Linked DNA regions of Homo sapiens: region 2 is linked to region 1. The links are chromatin loops, found by intact Hi-C in ENCODE. Cell type or tissue: mammary epithelial cell. All regions are shown on one strand. Each heading gives the region's core, and the rest is flanking DNA. Links, peaks and the distances in the headings are about the cores only. Region 1 overlaps FRMD6-AS2 (FRMD6 antisense RNA 2). Region 2 holds the start of LOC124903315 (a long non-coding RNA gene).

Evidence for each region. Peaks named below come from ENCODE experiments on the same cell type or tissue, not always from the same donor. Only the 100,000 strongest peaks of a DNase experiment are listed, where the experiment ranks them.
Region 2: it touches region 1 in a loop (10-fold over the local background); 3 of 110 quality-filtered maps call a loop at or near these places.

Annotation. Positions count from the first base shown.
Region 1 is chr14:51,483,518-51,492,674 of GRCh38, reverse strand. All of the region lies in intron 2 of FRMD6-AS2 (FRMD6 antisense RNA 2), which reads left to right. It also overlaps a transcript of FRMD6 not described here. Among named protein-coding and RNA genes, the nearest start is that of LINC02310, 91 kb to the right of the region's middle. In mammary epithelial cell, for the core only: no CTCF peak of the experiment used is centred there; DNase peaks (open chromatin) are centred at 2,224 and 3,674; H3K4me3 peaks cover 3,429 bases; H3K27ac peaks cover 4,080 bases.
Region 2 is chr14:51,279,650-51,288,806 of GRCh38, reverse strand. It overlaps LOC124903315 (a long non-coding RNA gene), which reads right to left and starts at 1,376. Exons shown (of 2, transcript XR_007064164.1): 1 at 744-1,376. In mammary epithelial cell, for the core only: a CTCF peak has its summit at 5,264 (motif pointing left); a DNase peak (open chromatin) is centred at 5,236.

The DNA.
Region 1 (9,157 bases), core at 519-8,518:
AAATCTGCAATTCTTTTATTCTCTTTTTTTAAAAATTCAAAATGAGAGAAACTCTTTGAAAATGAAAATAAGCAACTTAAGACCAAACATCAAAGAAGGTGATACTTGACTGATTCATTACCAAGTTATACAATAAAAATAGTTTCTAAGACGTTTAAGGGGATAGGTCTCGGTATGCTGCTCAAGTTAACCAGAGTCATCCAATGGTCTCGGTGCTAAGGAGGCTGACCTTGGCCCTCCTCTGGCATCCCTAGTCTTGTGAGACAAGATCCACATTACAGAAGATTTGCCTATAGATACACACAGGAACAGGTTAGAGTTGTGACAGTTGTGACAGCTTGGGAATGAGCTATCACAAGACTGGTTAATTGTAGGACCACAGGCAAACAGGTTAGAGATTTCCCAAACTCTACCTGAGAGTAGTTTCAAACAGGTACTAGGAGTCCATCCCAAGAGGAGAACTCTTGGTTCTAGGTAGGTTCTGGGGAATATATTAGCTGAAACTCAAGGAAAGGAAAAGAACAAGTGTGGACACTTCCTGACTCCTCTTAAAGCAGGACTCTGTCTCCGGAAACAGCAGCATAGTGGAAGTCAAACATATGTTCCTGCAGAGTTAGAGTCAGCCCTGAACAGCAAGGAAAGAACAAGATGCACAGCCCTTGTTTGTAAACAAAGACCAAGATAAATGTCAGCTGCCAGACCTCAAAGGGAGGCACGACAGGACACTTGGAGAGACAACTCACAGGCAGCAGAGGAAGTCCTTTGGTCTCCCTGGTGGTTTCCAGCAGACCTTTCCAGAGCCTCCATGGAAGAACAGGGGAGCTAAGAGGGCCAGAAGGGATTCTGCCTAAGTGTCCGCCTCACAGAGCTGTACTGTCTTCTCCTGGCCAACTTTCAAGATCAATTTGATTTTCACTGTCATCACAGGCTGTGGTCGAATGCTTTGGAGTCGGGCACTTAGATTTGAATCCCCCAGCAGCAGAGAAAAGGCTAAGCGTCCATTTTGGTTTCATTTTTTAAATTTTTTTGTTTTGTTTTGTTTGTTTGTTTCTATGAAATGGGGATACCAGTAGTCCTTACTTCATAGGGTTGTTGTAAAGAATAAATTAGATCAGGTATATAAAGCCTTTGGCACAGTACCTGGCACATAGCTGGCGCTCAGCAAATTCTGGGTGCTGTTACTGATATTGCTGCTGATTTCTTCCTCTGCTTTGTCATTTCCCCCATGGCAGCATATTTCACCAGAACTAGGAGATGTGAGGAGCTGGGGAACCATCAATGAAAAACTCAGACATTTTCCAGAGTGGGGAAGGATGTTATTTATAGCAACCAAGAGAAGAAGCAGCTGTAAGGAAGCAGTGAAAAGGAAGCGCATGTGCTGGTACTGAGGTGACCTTTACATCTATCAACCTTGCCTGTGGGCCTGCCTCAGTCCAGCTAAGGAGTTAGCCTCTTAGGGCAGGTGAGGGCCCCATGCTAACATGCAAGGAAGTTCAAGAATGTTTGTTGAGGGCCTAGGGCATTCAGAACGATGCAAAAGAGAAAAGAAGCTTCCCTTGGAGACACCCAGGGAAGAGTCTTCCAAAGGGGAAGGGGCTCCACCCACCCCACTCCCCATTCAACTTCATTCCCAGGGTTTTGGGGAGAGGGCAGGGCAGAGAAGGTATTTGGTCCCTGCCTTAGAGCCTGCCCTTAGTCAAGAACCAGGGCCCTTGCCCAGGGAACTCAGGGATCACAAACAGGGTCCAAATCTCATAGCAGTGCTCTCACTATTCTTGGCCTTGGAGAACTGGATTTTAAGGAAGCTTGAGCCCAGTACTGAGAGGAACACAGTATTTATTTTCAACAGGGTGTCATTCCCAAGTATATATAGACAATACATATTTTTATAGTAGGTCAGTACACAAGCAGTTTCGGTAACTGGGCCACCTTAAGAATTCTGCTACGGTAACTGCACTAAAACTCTGCGGTTGTCTTTTTGTTGGCAACACGAATAAGAGGTAGGTAAAGGTTACTAAAGAAGAAATTTCGCATTTTATACACACACACACACACACAAAATACACACATATATCGTCCAGGACCTAGCACTGTGCCCCACACACTATACACACGTATACAGCCAGGACCCAGCACGGTGCCCAAAACACAGAAGGTGGTGATTAATGTTTCCAGAACAAGTGGTTACAGAGATGCATTTTTAAATGACCCAGCATTTGTCTGTAAGCCAATATATGAGAGTTTCTCCTCTCTCCCTCCCTCATATTCTGTCTCTCTCTCTCTGTCATAAATACACATGCAGAAACACAAGCACACACTCACAATGGCAAACAACAGATAGCCTCAATATTTGGTCATCTTAAAAGTAATGTGATGACACAGTTCATAAGTAGCTTCTCTGAGAACTGATTGCCTAGTTACTGACTCACAAACTTAGTCTGTTTTTTAAAAGTAGACCTAGAAATTCTCATAAAACTCCACTTTGTTCTTCTCCATATTCCCTTTATCACTTCCTTCTATCACACATGCATCATATTTTACTTTTACAACACTTGGGATCTGGTTATGACAAACTCTGTAACAGCTCATTGTATTCATTGTACAGTTTCTTGTCTAGTTTTGCTAAGTTATACCCCTCATAAAAGAAGTGCAGGAACCCCAAATATGTAAATGTCTCCTTTTCCAACCCAGAGGGTAAGCATGTAACTGATACTAATGTAACCGACACCTACTTAATGTTTCCCAGACTCTTAATAACTTCCTTTTTAAAAACTTATGATGGTGTCTTACAAGAAGTCATTGTTGGGCTCTTGAAACATTTAGAATAAAACGGTGCATCAAAGGGACCGGTCTTCTGGTCAGGTTATCATCTGTGTTTTTGAGAGTGTTCTTACCAAGGCAAGTGTGTGTCTAGAGTACAGGACACGTACATAAACACACACACTGTAAGCAAAAGTACAGAAAGCACAGGCACTGTCAAGTCATGAAGATGTGAGTTTCTTCCTAGCCCTGACAGCAGTGGCTGTTACATTGGACAACCCAAGGTACCCCCTTCCCTAAAGAATAAATCATGAGACAGATCAACTTCAGCAGCAGAACCAACTCCCTCAGCAGTTTGGGCTGGTTTGCAGACAAATCAAATTATTTAAACCCTTCGATGATTCTACTGTGCCCATTGTACAGGAATTTAACATTAAATTTGTCTTCAGATTATATTTCATAAAAAAGGGTAAGAACAAACATTTTTTTCCTACCTGCTGCTGGAGCCACCAGGAGCCAGGCTGCTGCTCTCAGAATGGGGCAGACTCCAGGCATTAATCTTCAGCTCCTGCCCCTGGAACCAGAATCGTCGAAACAAAATTTTCAGTTGCTGTGAGTAAGCAGGCTGTTTACTTCCAGCCACTTCTTTCCCATTCCCATGGCTTTTTGAGTGCCAGAGTGGGGTGCTCAAGGAAGAATGTTTGGAGAGAAAGGGATTGAGATTGGGGGAAAGGGCAGGAGAAAATAGTGTTAGTTCACCCAACACCCTTCCTTCAAGGAGGAAAGCCCTCTTTCTCCAGTTTTAATTTCTCATAGAAGATCTGCCACTGCATTACTCATATAATTGCTACATTGCCCCTTCACAAACAGCAGACATAACTTTTTGGGCGAGCCTCCAGATTTCTGATGCATGCCCGTACCTGTCTGCAGAGATATTGCTGTGCCTGGGAAAATTGGGAGGGCAACATACCCACCCAAAGGGAGGACCCAGTCTAGATTATTAATCAAGCTCTCGGGATAAAATATACCACAAAAAAAGCAGAGGCCGGTGTGAGCTTCTCCATCCATAGGGCATCCACCTCATTCATGGGATCACTGGTTAGGGATCGAACTTCGTTCAAATAGATCAGCAGCTACACTTTGTCAAGCTTTGACTTGTTTCCCCAAAGAGGAAAGGAGTAGCAAGGATTACTATCACAGAAAGAATGTGGCTTTCTTACTCCAGGCAGTCAATGTAGGAGAGTCAAAGATGAGAGATGTGCAATTAGAGTTCCTTTAAATTCAATATCATGAAATACAGTATTTAAGAAGACATTTCAAAGATAAGGCAAGCATTATAGAAGCTCCATGTTTGATTCATTCCTAGTTTCCAAGAAGGTGGTAGTACTACAGTAGAGAGGATGTAGAAATAGGGCAGAAGTTGTTAAGTCTTGCTCTGCTGTTGACTACCCATGTGACCTTGAATAAATCCCTTAAACTGATTTCCAAATAAGCAAAATGAAAGGATTGGGCTGGAAGACTGGCACAATAACAGAACACCATCTCTCAGTTTTACATCTATTCCATCTTGTTTTTGTATCAAAACTTTGATTTTCCTTTGGGGAATCACCCCTTCCTCTCAGCTGTCGTGGATGTTGTTGACACCACCCCCAGACTTCTTCAGAAGTGGGCCTGTGGCCAAGTCTAGCCAATCAAAATTACTGCGAAAATTTCAGAGACGGGCTCCTGCCAATGGGAGTCGTCCCTGGAATTTTTGCTGGGAAGGGAGGTTCTCATTCTGCTGTGGTTTCTAATCATAGAAGCAGAGCCTAGGGCTGCTGGTGGCCACCCTAGGGAAAGAGGAACTGCCTGAAGATAAAGCCACTGCAGAAGAAAGCAGATCTCGTTACTACATCGTTTGAACACTTCATTCAGCCATGACGAAAGCAAGCATTTCCCTCAGATTTCTTAAAAATGTCCTTTATCTCCTTAAGCCCATTTCAGTTAGATTTCTAATACTGGCACTAAAAAAATTCCAGCTAATATGAATTTCTTCCTACTTCCCTCTATACCTATCACCACTGCTTTTTAACATTCATTTCTACAGTATCAGTGGGGGGATTTCTAGGGCCAATAAATGAGTTTCCTTTTGCTTCACTCTTGGAAATGTGTTTCAAGGCTAAGCCTGCATAGCAGAGAGATGTCAAAGTAAGGCAAATTCTGGTGAAAGACTTTAAAAATCTTTCATCCTTTCTCTGAATATAGTTATTTGTAAAAAATATTTTTAAAAAATAATGCGCAAAGGTGAAATGTACAAAGCATAACTCCCCACCATTTGACCTTCCAACAATAACTATGGATAACATTTTAGTGGCTTGCTATTCAAAATGTGACCCATAGAACAGCAGCACTGACCTGGAGCTGGTTGGAAATGCAGGACCTCAGGCCTTAATCCAGTCTTGCATTTTCACAAGATCCCCCAAGTGATCTGTATGTAAATCAGAGTCTGAAAAGCACTGGCTTAATGTACAGCCATCTAGAGATTGTTTTCATATAGTCAGCAGCATTTTTTCCAGTACCTATAATTTGTTGATTTTGTATTTTACTGATTTTGTAAAGGAAATGTATATACAAATACAATAAACCAAAAATAATGTAATCAAAATTCTTTATAACAAGCAATTCATTTACAGGGACTGTAACTATAAGCCAGTTATAAAGCTGTGACAAACCCACACTAGACCTTAGGATACTATATACAGTAACAAACAATACTGGGACACTGTACACGCTAGAGCAGCAGGTCTTCAACTTGAGCATTCATTGGGACCACCTGGGGGTCATGTTCATGATTCCCAAACCCATACTGAGAGTTTCTGATGCAGTAGGTCTGGGGTGAGGCCTAAGCATTTGCATTTCCAACAAGTTCCCAGGTAATGCTCATGCTGCTGGTCCCAGAACAACATTTCTCCAGTACTTCAAAAACAAAAAAAAAAAAACGGTTTTATACCCTATATACTATCCTGAAACTTGCTTTTTTCACTGAATATTGTATCTAGGACATCTTTCCATGCCTAGCATATATAGCATTGCATCATTCTTTTTAAGGGCTGCAAGGTCAGAGATCGTTAGGGATATGACAACATAGGTTAAATGACAAAAGAGAGAATGACTGGCATCTTCCACATAAGGACAAGCATACCCACAACCAGAATTTCTCATCCACTTTCAACTTGAAATAGGCATCTTGTGATTGAGTCTATAGATCAGCAAAGCTCTGGACTGACCAGGAAAGAGATTAGCATTGTATCAGTGTCCACGAAGATACAAGTATGAAATTTGATTCCTTTGGGAACTATTCTGGTCTTTTATTTTTTCTATGTTTTCAGTGCCAGTTATGATAACAGGTATACAGTAAGAACTTCATAAATGCCTGCAAAGTCAATAAATGAAACCATCAATGCATTGAATGCACATAAAAACTCTACACAGGAATTCTTGATACAGAACTGCTGCACCATACTGCATACTGCTAATGCTTAATAGTTAGATAGCCCTCCTCAGTCCATCAGACTCCCACAAAGAAAGTGATCCAACTTGCAGGCCGGGCATGGTGGATCATGCCTGTAATCCCAGCACTTTGGGAGGCCGAGGAGGGCGGATCAACAGGTCAGTAGATGGAGACCATCCTGGCTAACACGGTGAAACCCCGTCTCTACTAAAAATACAAAAAATTAGCCGGGCATGGTGGCGGGCGCCTGTAGTCCCAGCTACTCGGGAGGCTGAGGCAGGAGAATGACGTGAACCCGGGAGGCGGAGCTTGCAGTGAGCCGAAATCGCGCCACTGCACTCCAGCCTGGGTGACAGTGCGAGACTCCATCTCAAAACAATTAAAAAAAAAAAAAAAAGAAAAGGAAGTGATCCAACTTGCAAACTTGCAAGTATGGTTGGAACTTCAAGGGGAAGTCTGGCAACAATCAGGTCTGGGATTCTGAGGCAGTTCCCTGGCCATCCCTCAGCTTGACTGCAGTGTGCCTGCTAAATGTCACCTGTTGTTAAAATGCTCTGGGCTTGGACTTCCTCACCTCGGGAAAGTTAACCTGTTGAAAAGGTTTTTCGCTTAGGTAGAAAAATACAGCCATATAAATAAAATATGAAGACATATATCCAGCATATATAATCTTCAACCGAGCCATGCCCATGATTCTGTAACCACACATGTGATCACCACCAAACAAAGGATGGCGTGACTACGATATACCCTAGAGGATCACATATTGAACAGAAATGCAGAAATTTCAAATGCAGAAATTAGAAATTTGGATTGAGTTAGGGAGTGAGATGGGATGAAGAGATGGTCACAGGTACTGTTCCTCAAACAGGAATGGTGTACTGGATCTAGGGTTTGTCTTAGCAAGAAAACACAAATCTTCTGCACAGTGCACAGTTGAAAGGGTCACTATAGTGGGTTGAATAGTGTTCCCTCAAAGGTCATGTCCACTTGGAACCTCAGAATGTGGTCATATTTGCAAATAGGGTCTTGCAGATGTAATTAGTTAAAAATGAGGTCCTATTGGATTAGGGTAGGCCTTAAATCCAATGACCAGTTTTCTTCTAAGAAGAGAAGAAACACAGAGAGACAGGGAAGAAACCCATGTGACCAGCAGAGTTGACTTGACATGAGACTTGTGTAGGTGAGCTGTGAAGCAGAGCAAAGGCCGTGGAGGCATCCCCATCCCACACGGGCTTCTCTAGAAGCTGGTGGTTGGTGAGAGGCCCTCTGTAACCATGTTCTTAGACGCCTTAAAAGCCAACTGTCCACAGACACTTTTGAGCTTGGTTAAATGCTTGTAAAGAAAGCACATTAACTTCAATTACGCTGTGTTCTTCTGAGGACCTCGCAGGGTATAAACTAATCCTCAGCTCATTTATCTTTGAGGCAGAAGCATCATAGGCCAAGTGCAGGCCCAGGAAGCTCCTCACCCAAGAAGCTACTAGTGCAGCCCTTTGACACTCAGAGAGTAGCTGTGTTCAACTAATGTCAACCAAAACTTCTACCCCATTGACTGCCTTTCAAAGTTTCAAAATTGCTTTGCCAAGTGATGGACATTGCAGTTGGATAGGAAGTGGGAGATGTGAATATGAGAAACTGGCACTCATCATCCACTTCACTTTCCCTCCATGGTTCACAGGCCGGAAAGCTAAAAACTGCATTTCCTAGGCTCTCTTCCAGCCGGGGTTTGATTTACAATTCAGTCCTCCAAATTAGTTGCACATGGGAGATTTGGAAGATGGAAGTGAGGGAGGGACTATCTTTCCTGCTGCTTCTCCTGTTGCTATTTGCAAACAGGTTTATGGAGGCAGGAGCTTCTCTACAGCAGGGTTCCAGGGCCCTGTCTCCACTGGGTGACTGCTGAGTGGCTATTCTGGTGGTGGTAGTGAAGTTTTCTTGTTCGTTATGTTGCAGCTAAGGTGATCTGTTCTTGGAGTTAACAGTTTCCAGGGCCCTGTCTCCACTGGGTGACTGTTGAGTGGCTATTCTGGTGGTGGTAGTCAAGTTTTCTTGATGGTTATATTGCAGCTAAGGTGATTTGTTCTTGGAGTTAACAGTATCAGCAGTGGCCTCCTGATTCACATCTGTTCCAGGCCATAGCAGAAGGAAACAGAGGTGGCTTCCCTGGCAGGTCAGATCAGCAATTCATTCTGAAATCATCTGGAATCCCAGCCTCACATCCCCCAACCCAAGCCTTTCCAACAATTTTGAACATGCCCAATTCCCTGTAAAGATATTCTTTGACTTATGACTTAAAATAGATTTTTTTAATGGAAAAGCTTATTTTTTATACATTTAACAGATTTATTGAACATCTATGTTGAAGGTGCTTTTCTAGACCTCAAACGCTAAGACAACATGGTGTAACGGAAATAGCACACACTCTTCATAAAGAAGCGAACTCTTACTCTGCCCCAGCTATGTGGCTTTGGGTGAGTTACTTAATCTCTGCAAGCCTCAGTTTTATCATCTGGATGAATATAGATATGACGAATAATTACCTCTAGGGTTGTTCTAAGAGTTACATGAAACAAACAATACACTCTACATAAAAGATGCTCTGTGTTCATTACCTTTCATTTTCCTTGAAACATGTAAAAATGAAATATTGACTTTAAATAGTTTGAGCAATATTCAATAGTACTGAGTATTAGTTTATTGTTTCCAAATGAAACTTTATCACTTCCCTGATTAAAACCCTACGATGGCTTTCTGTGACAGCTAGACTAAAATTCAAATTCCTTACTTTAGCCTACAAGGCCTTCACCAGCCTCCACCATACTCTCCAAATTCTCCTGTAAAACATTTCAGCCACGGGTACCATTTTTGTTCCTGCACATTGCCAAGCTCATGCCAATCTTAGAG
Region 2 (9,157 bases), core at 588-8,587, 200 kb after region 1:
TACTGTAAGTCTGTACAACCTAAATGTACACACAAGGACTAAAAGGTACATGGACCAATGAATACATCAGCTTGGTGCACAGATGCCTGCTATTTTATGAGCAACAAACAAAAAAGAAATGAGCTGAAGAAGGCTCCTGAAGACAGCAATGCCTACCCAGCAATGCCAAACTCAATGTAAGGTTGCCCTTTACAGAAATATGGTATGGGAGTACCGAAAGCAACAAGAGGAAATAAAACTGTCTATAGGATCCTGATGGGGGTCTCATTTTACAATAAAAAGAGCTTTATGCAATGGACTCGAGTTATAATGAAGCTTAAAGGGAGAAAGAGAGTGGTCTCAATGCCACTGTGGCCAAATAAGATTCCTAAATTGCTTTCCAAAGATCAATTTCTTATTTTGTAAGCAAAAAATAACACTAGCCTTCAAATGCCAACTTTTCAAGACCCCAACTTCTACTGTGAAATATTCCCAAAGACATGGGAAGAAACATCTATTGATTCAAACATAAAAGGTGTTTGGCTCATCAGCCCTGTGCTAATGGTTCAAGAAATTTAAAACAACATAATTAACTCCCTGAATTTATGGAACTAAGCAGAGCCCATCCTCTTTATGTCAGACCAGTGGCCCTCATCCTGGCCCCAGATGCATCTTCAGAACTTTTAAAAGTACAGATTCCTGAAAACAACCTTTGGAGTTTATGACTTAGGTCTAATGTTGAGAACCCTCTGCTAGGCACTCACCTTGGTATTTTTATGCACTCCAAGCATTCCAACATAGCCCTTGGAGCACCTGCCATTTTCTGGCATAAAAGTTCTGTGGTATTCTTTCTGTACTCTCCCCAACTCTATGGCCCGAAGATTTTAAAGATATGCAAAGCATCTTCCATTCCCAGCTGAGACTGGACACACCTGAAATAGGTAAAAGTGACAGAAAGACTGGATGGTATGGAACACTCTTCCAAGTTTCCAGGAAAAGGGCTCAATCTGAAACATAATTATTTCATTTCTTCCTTTCTACTTCCTAAGCATTGATGGTTCAGTTAACAAATGGTACCTGAGAAGCAGTGTTAGCACCTTGATGCAATGAAAGTACAAGGAAATGAGACGACCTCCTGACCTGCTTTTGACACCCCCACATATGCCTGCCTCGAGATCTTGGCTTCTCAAGGGCATGAAAAATCAGCTCCCCATTCATTTCTTTTAAAAAAAGTTTATTTCCTGCTTCCTATGTACAAGCCCTGTTCTAGGCACTGGGGACACAGTAGTGAGTGAAACACAAAAGTTTCCTTCTATTGTTGGCTTACAGTCCAGTTAAAAGAGACAAGTAAAAAACAACAACAAAAAATAGTGTCAAATTATGATTTCAATGCAAGAAATTAAAAATATGTTGTTAAAAAGAGTGAAGGGGCCAGGCGTGGTGGCTCATACCTGTAATCCCAGCACTTTGGGAGGCCAAGGTGGGCAGGTCACAAGGTCAGGATTTTGAGACCAGCCTGGCCAATATGGTGAAACCTCATCTTTACTAAAAATACAAAAAAAAATTAGCCAGGCATGGTGGCATGCACCTGTAGTCCCAGCTACTCGGGAGGCTGAGGCAGGATAATCACTTGAACCTGGAAGGCGGAGGTTGCAGCAAGCCAAGATCACGCCACTGCACTCCAGTCTGGGGGACAGAGGAAGACTCCATCTCGAAAAAAAAAAAAAAGGGTGAAGGCCAGAGTCACAGAAAGACAAACACTGCGTAATTCCACTATTTATATAAGGTATCTACAATAGTCAGACACATAGAAGCAGAGAGTAGAATGCTGGTTCCCAGGAGCTGCAGGGAGGGAAGGATGGGATAGGGAGTGTCTATTCAACAGGTATAAAGTTTCAGTTACGTGAGATAAGAAAGTTCTGGAGATCTGTGGTACAGTATTATGCCTATTATAAACAATGCTATATTGCACTGTTAAAAACTTGGCAAGAGGGTAGGTTTCACATTAAGTATTCCTACCACAATGAAAAAGATGTTAAATAAAATAAATAAATAAGTGAAGAGCATAAAGCAGGACATGGGAGTGGGCAGGGAGATGAGGAGGAGTCGGGGGGCCCTTTCTTCCCTCCCTTTACTCCTGCCTCAGAAGGTAACATCTGAGCTGAGCTCAAGGAAAAGAATGAACCAGCATGCAGAGAGCCTACAGAACGAGCAATGTGACAGCTGAGGCCTAATAGGAAGCAGAAGACACTCACAAGGGACGATGTGCAAAAGCGCAGGTAGAGCTTAATGAAACTAGCTACCCAGGGCTACCAAAAGTGGGGGGAACCATGAGCACCCCTGGCCTGCAGGGACAAAGGGAGGAGTGGCTACCAAAAGATGGAGAAGACCCCTGATAGGAGCTGTGGCCTTTGGTAAAGGGATGCAACCATCCTCAGGTAACTAGCCAGCAAGGAAGGAGCAGGGGTGGGGTGGTAAATACCCTGAATAAATATCTCCTCCTCATTCTCTCTGATCTCCTGCTAGTGCTTCCCATTGGCCAATTCCAACAGGAAGTCAGGAAGCAAGAGTGTTCATCGATGCAATTCACACCATCAGCCTACTGGCACACAGAACAAGATGAGAAAGACTGAAGATTAGGTCTAGAAGGGCAAATGGAAGGCATCAGCATAAACACCAAGTGCAAAAGCTTGCAATGGGAAATAGCACAGCCTGTTCAAGGAGTAGAGGGGCCACTGTGCTGGAGCTTCTTAGACAAGGTATAGGATGTGACAGACAGAAGACAGGACCCTGATCATGTGGGGCCTTTTATGCCATAGTGAGGTGCTGGTATTTAATTCTGTGCCCAACAGGAAGTTTTTTAGAAGGTTGGGATAGGACATAGAACCAGATCTCACTTTTAAAGACCACTTTGCCTGCTGTGTGTGTACTACAGTAGTGGTAAGGGTGGGGGCAGGAAGCAACCAGTGCAGCACTCACCCCAGAACTCACATGTGCAGAGAAATTACACTTCTGCTTCGCCTAGATCTGATCTATTCTTGCTTGCTAGCTCCTATGCACTATAGAAAAACAAAAAAGCAGGGGATAACATTTAGATCAATACAATAATTTAAATCTTTCTTTTAGGTAAAACTCGGCCACTTTGGTTAAACATACTTAGTCTCTAGATTTCAGCAACATCCCTGGCCCCCAGGACAGTGCTGGGCAAAGAAGTGTACATGACCTTGCAGATTGGGGGTAAAAGTCCTCAAAACCATGCAGGGTCTTTTGGCTCCCCAGCAATGTGCCTTATTCCCCTTGTGATTAGCCCTCAATGGTGTCATTAGGGGCTATGGCTGAGGCTGCAGCTGGCAGGCATCTTGGTCTATGCTCCCTCTCAGCTCAGTTGGACCCAGTGACTCCCTGTATGACAGCCTCATTCATTTCAGCTCTCACGGGCATTACAAACCCCTTTAAGTCTCTGTAAATCCCCTATCTCAACAGGCCTGTGTAGGCCTTGTCAGCTCTCAAGTCTGCATTCATGTCTTGGGAGAACAGAGGAAGTACTGGGGATGCAAATTAGACCATCACTCTCTCTGACCACATCTCTGAATTGATTTCATGTGGTCACCCTCCAGGTTTGCCAAGAAGGTCCCTCAAGGAGCTTCCAGGTGATCTCTTCCCAGTGTTCCAGGCTGGAAGCAAGGAAGGAACCTCTCTGCCCCATTTCCCTTTAGGAATTTAACAGACTTCCCACTCTCCAGGGTTGAGACCAGAAGGAAGATCAGAGTGCTGAACTCACCATCTACCTCTTCTGACCCCCTTCTGTCTTCCTCCTCCAAAAATCTATTCAGGCTGGAGTGCAGCCTTCATTATCATAGTCATCATCTTCTGAACTGCAGCCTCAATGAGTGCAGAGCATTAATGGTGAATAGAATAAACATTCTATTAATATATGTTATCATAGAAATTTACAGTCTAATTTTCCAGGCCTACTCCTTGCTACGAAAATAAAAAATAAAAACATTTAAAAATCTTTTCTCTCCCTACACGGACTAGTTTTTAAGCCTACTGTCTTTCTGCAGAACCCCGTTTTTGAATGTCACAAGCCAAATCTTAACTCTTCCTTTTAGTTTGCATTCATTTATCTCATCTCAGAGGCAGATATATTCAGGAAAAAGAGAAAAGCACATGAAATTGTTCCAAACCATGGCCATCATTACATCTGCTAAGAACCTATCCTAATGTTCTGGGTGAGAAATAACCATAGCTTGATACCTGTTGGAAGTGGAGTAGAGAGTAGGAGAGATAAGTAAAAGGAGGCAGGATGAGGAAATATTTTGGAGGTAGAATCAGCAGAATTGGCTGATGGATTAGATGGTAGGGGTGAAGAAAGCTGAGGAACCAAAAATGACTCATAAGTCAGTAATAGACAGTTGGTTGTCCATTTTTACAGAAATGGGGAATCCTGGGCAAGAAACTGGTGTGCAGTGGGAAAAGTCAGGGATTCTGTTTTGAACTTATTAAATTTGAAATTCCAATGAGATATTCAAGTAATATGAAACAGGCCACTCTGATGAGAGGTCAGAGATGAGGATAAAAATTTGGGAATCAGCAGCATACAGATGGTACGTCAAGCCCACTGTAGAGTATGAAGAAAGGTTTCTTCTGTGCATGGAAGGCACCGGGGCTGAAATCCTCCATAGGCCAGCCCATGTCAGGCCAAAGAAGAAAAAACCCAACCACTCCCAAACCTCCTCAAGCCAAGCTCTCAGATTCAGCATAACATTTAAGATCCAGAATCAGGCGCCACAAACCCATCTTGAATTTACCAATAACCACAAGAGAGAGAAAATGTATACGTTGAAATTAGGTCATCATTATTGTACAGGATTTTGTTTCAGAGAAAGTTGTTAAGTGTTTATTTGGGACCAGTCGTCACGGAGAAAGCTTCCTGTGAAGCAGGAGACCAATGAGAAACAGCATTTTCTAATAGCTTGGACTTTTCTATCAACGAAGGATCTTGTGATACATCAACTTTTCAGCCCAGAAGCCACCTGGAGGGTTGGTTCTCTAACTAGTCAAATTAAACTATGGTTTAGTCTTTGGCCATGTTCTCTAACATTTTTGTTGCTGGTAGGAATCGGGAGAAAAGAATTTACAGGTCTCTCTACCTTAATGGAGGAAAAGGACCACAGTGGGGAGCTTGAGGAGTGAAATAAATAATACTATTTCCAAGGAAATAGCCCCACCTACTGAAACAAATTTCCATCTGGGTTGGGGAGGTAAGGGAGGTAAGATTGGAGTTTTTTCAGGAACTATGACTACTTAACAACTATAACCTTCTTGCTCCCTCTAGAGGGCAAAGGTATGAATAACGTGACTGTAAAGAAAAAAACCGTAATAGAAGCCATGGCTTCATTTTTACCTGCACCTTTCTTCATCACTTTGAAATAAGTATTTTAAGAGAGAGACAAAATAAAGGAAATGAATTAAAATTCCTCTGGCACTTTCCACATACTCTGACATTTGAAGCCCAAGAAATGGGGGTGCTTTGCAAGCAAAGTCAGCTCTATGGCACTAATCAAATACTTAAGACTGGCCTTATAAGATGGAGAAATGGTACAATATTGCATTGCTTTTATTAATCTATTTCTCTAAAGAGCTAATTATTTATTCTGAAAACAGGAGGATTCTGTAAGATGGTGTTCCTTCACATGTAAATTCATTTTAGAAGAATAATGGCTGGACTTTGTTTGAGGTTTTCTGAATTTTAATGAGGACATCATTCTTGCCAGGCAACTTTGTACTCTGGATATAGGTGCACATGAAAGTTAAATTACCTTATTATTCTAATGAATCTACTCTGACAATAGCCTGGTATAACAATTTGTCTACCTAGATCCAGCAGCTGAATGAAGGAAACAAGTCCAGGAGTCAAAGACAATAAACATGAATAAAGCCAGTTCTCATAAGACTGTTCTCCAAGGTTTCAGTACAATGGTTCCAAAGTAGAACTGAGACTAATTTTAAAAAGCTTCATTTCAGCCTAATGATTTTACAATAGAACAGACACTGATAACATTTAGACAGAAGGAGTAATATCTCAGAGCTGTGGGTTCAATTTGGGTAACAGTGTTTTATAAACACAGAGCCAGACGGTAAATTGCTTTAGCTTTCAAGATTATTGCTGCAATAATTAACTATTCTTTCAGAACAAACATTTGTCACCACAGGCAATGAACAGATAGCAAAAGACAAATCACACCATGACAAAGTAAAAATAGCAAAAAGGGAACTTTACAGGTGATTCCGTCCAATTTAGCATGTGATGAAAGTGGCATCTCAAGCCACTGGGGCAAAGATGTACTTTTTAATAAATGGTGTCAGGACAACTGGGTAGCCAGTTGGAAAAAAATGAAATAAAATTAGATCTGCATTTCATGCCGTACAAAAGAATAAACTCCAAATGTACCAGAGACCCAAGTACAAAAAATAAAATTATACAATTACTGGAAGAAACCATGAGTAAATTACTCTCTGATCTCAGTGTAGAGACTGACTTAAAATAGAGGCAAAAAAAGATAATTTGACCACATAAAAATGAAATATAACACATGGTAAAACAGCAACACCATCATTACCATAAACAAAGTCAAAAGACAACTGACAAACTAGGAGAAAATATTTGCAACAGACATTCCCCTAATATGTAAAGAGCTTTTGAATATCAAGGGAGAAAGGACCAAAAACCCGATATCAACAGACAAGTGAACCAAAAATATATAAAATGAAATACACAAAATGGCCCTTAAATATATGAAAAAAAATGTTATAGTTACAAAAATGCAGCCAGGCATGGTAGCTCACACCTGTAATCACAGTCTTTTGGGAGGCTGAGGGAGGAGGATTGCACGAGCCCAGGAGTTTGAGACCAGCCTGGGCAACGTAGCAAGACCCTACGTTTACAGAAAAAATTTTAAAAATTAGCAGAGTGTGGTGGTGCACATCTGTAGTCCCCGCTATTTGGGAGGCTGAGATAGGGGATCACGTGAGTCCAGGAGTTCAAAGCTGCATCATGCCACTGCACTCCAGCCTGGGCAACAGAATAACACTCTGTCACAAAAATTAAAAAAAAAAAAAGAAAAATGGACATTAAAACAACACTGAGATACCATTTCTTCTTTATCAGATTGGCAAAAATTAAAAAGTATGACAATATATTCTGTTATCAAGGCTGTGGGAGAATATTCTTGAACACTGCTGGTGAGAATGAAGATTGGTAGAGCCCTCCTGGAAGGAAATTTAACAACCCTTAGTAAAAATTATGGATGCATTTAGCTTTCGTCCTGGCAATTCTACTTCTACGAATCTACTCTGAAGTTAAACCTCCAACAATACAAAATTAATATGCACAAGGTTATCCACTACAGCATTGTAATTACGAAATATTGGAAGCGACCTAGATGCTCAATGTTCATATGTAAGAGTGGTTGAATAAACTACAATGTATCCAACACAATGGGATACTATACAGCTATAAAGAAGAATGAAGATCTCTATGAACTTATATTGAGTGATTTCCAGGACACATTAAATTTAAAATGCAAAATGTGAAAGAGTATCTATAGTATGCTACCTTTCATGAAAAACAGAAAGGAATGTAAATATATATATATTTTTCTTTCATATGTATATTCATTTGTACAAAAGAATAAACTGGCCAGGTGTGGAGGCTCACGCCTGTAATCCCAGCACTTTGGGAGGCCGAGGCAGGCGGATCATGAGGTCAGGAGTTCGAGACCAGCCTGGCCAACAAAGTGAAACCCCATCTCTACTAAAAATGTTTTGTGTTTTAAAAATACAAAAAATTAGCCAGGCATGGTGGCAGGTGCCTGTAATCCCAGCTATTTGGGAGGCTGAGGCAGGAGAATCACTTGAACCTGGGAGGCAGACGTTTCAGTGAGCCAAGATCATGCCATTCCACTTCAGCCTGGGCAACAACAGTGAGACTCCATCTCAAAAAAAAGAAAAAAGAAAAAAAAAGAATAAATCATAAATTAATGAGACTGGTTAAGAGTAAGTGGGAACAGGGCAGAAGGGAATGGGAAAAAGAAACAGAGTAATAGTCATAAAGGAGGAGTAAAACCTTTCTAAGTATACCTTTTAAAATAATTCTGACTCTTAAAATCATACAATGTTTTACATACCCCCAAAATAAATAAACCAGGATGTGAGGAGGACAACCCAAAATAGAATAAACAGTAACCAGTGAACGTAATTGTACCGCAGACGAATAACATGACAAATGAAGAGGGTGAGATAGAAAGAGCTATCGTAAGTATTTTGACTATTACAAAAAGAAAAACCAAAAGAACTATATATGTGTGTATACATGGGTTAATACACATACATACATTTCCAATGTCTTCTGAGAAGCAGTAAGCACATCTAGCTCTATGATCTTGGTTTCTAAATACCAGTCTATAATATAAGGAACCAACGCTCCTTGGAGAAACAGTTGATTTCAGGCTTAGAACATAAAATATAGATGAGCCTGGAACAGCTTCTGATGCCAAAAAGGAGTGCTCAAAAAATGACAGGGGTAGCTAAAAAAGGATATAGGAGCTAACTAGAGGGACCTCTTAATGGCTTAGGTGGAAACATTTTGAGCAATAATATATATAATGATAGTAATAGATTATGCCCGTAAGTCCAAATTGATAAAAAATAAATTAGCGTTTCAAATTAATAAATTTGAAAGTGGAATTCAAAGTGGAAGAAATGATGGAAATAAATAATCACTACTAAGCAAATATCATAGCTAATAACTGTTGCAGGGAACCATCAATGGATGCTAAAATTAGTGGACAAAAGTATGAGAAACAGGATATTTCCATAGTGTCAAAGTATCTCCCTAAAAGGTACTTATTAATTACAAAGGGAAAAATAGTCACCTTATAGTGCAGAAACCTGACAAACACTATCTAAGTAAAGTGAGCAAAGTAAACATCACCTAGGCTAGGCACAGTGGCTCACGCCTGTAATCCCAGCACTTTGGGAGGCTGAGGTGGGCAGATCATTTGAGATCAGGAGTTCGAGACCAGCCTGGCCAACATGGTGAAACCCCGTCTCTATGAAAAATAAAAAAAAATTAGCTGGGTATGGTGGCACACATCTGTAATTCTGGTGGCTGAGG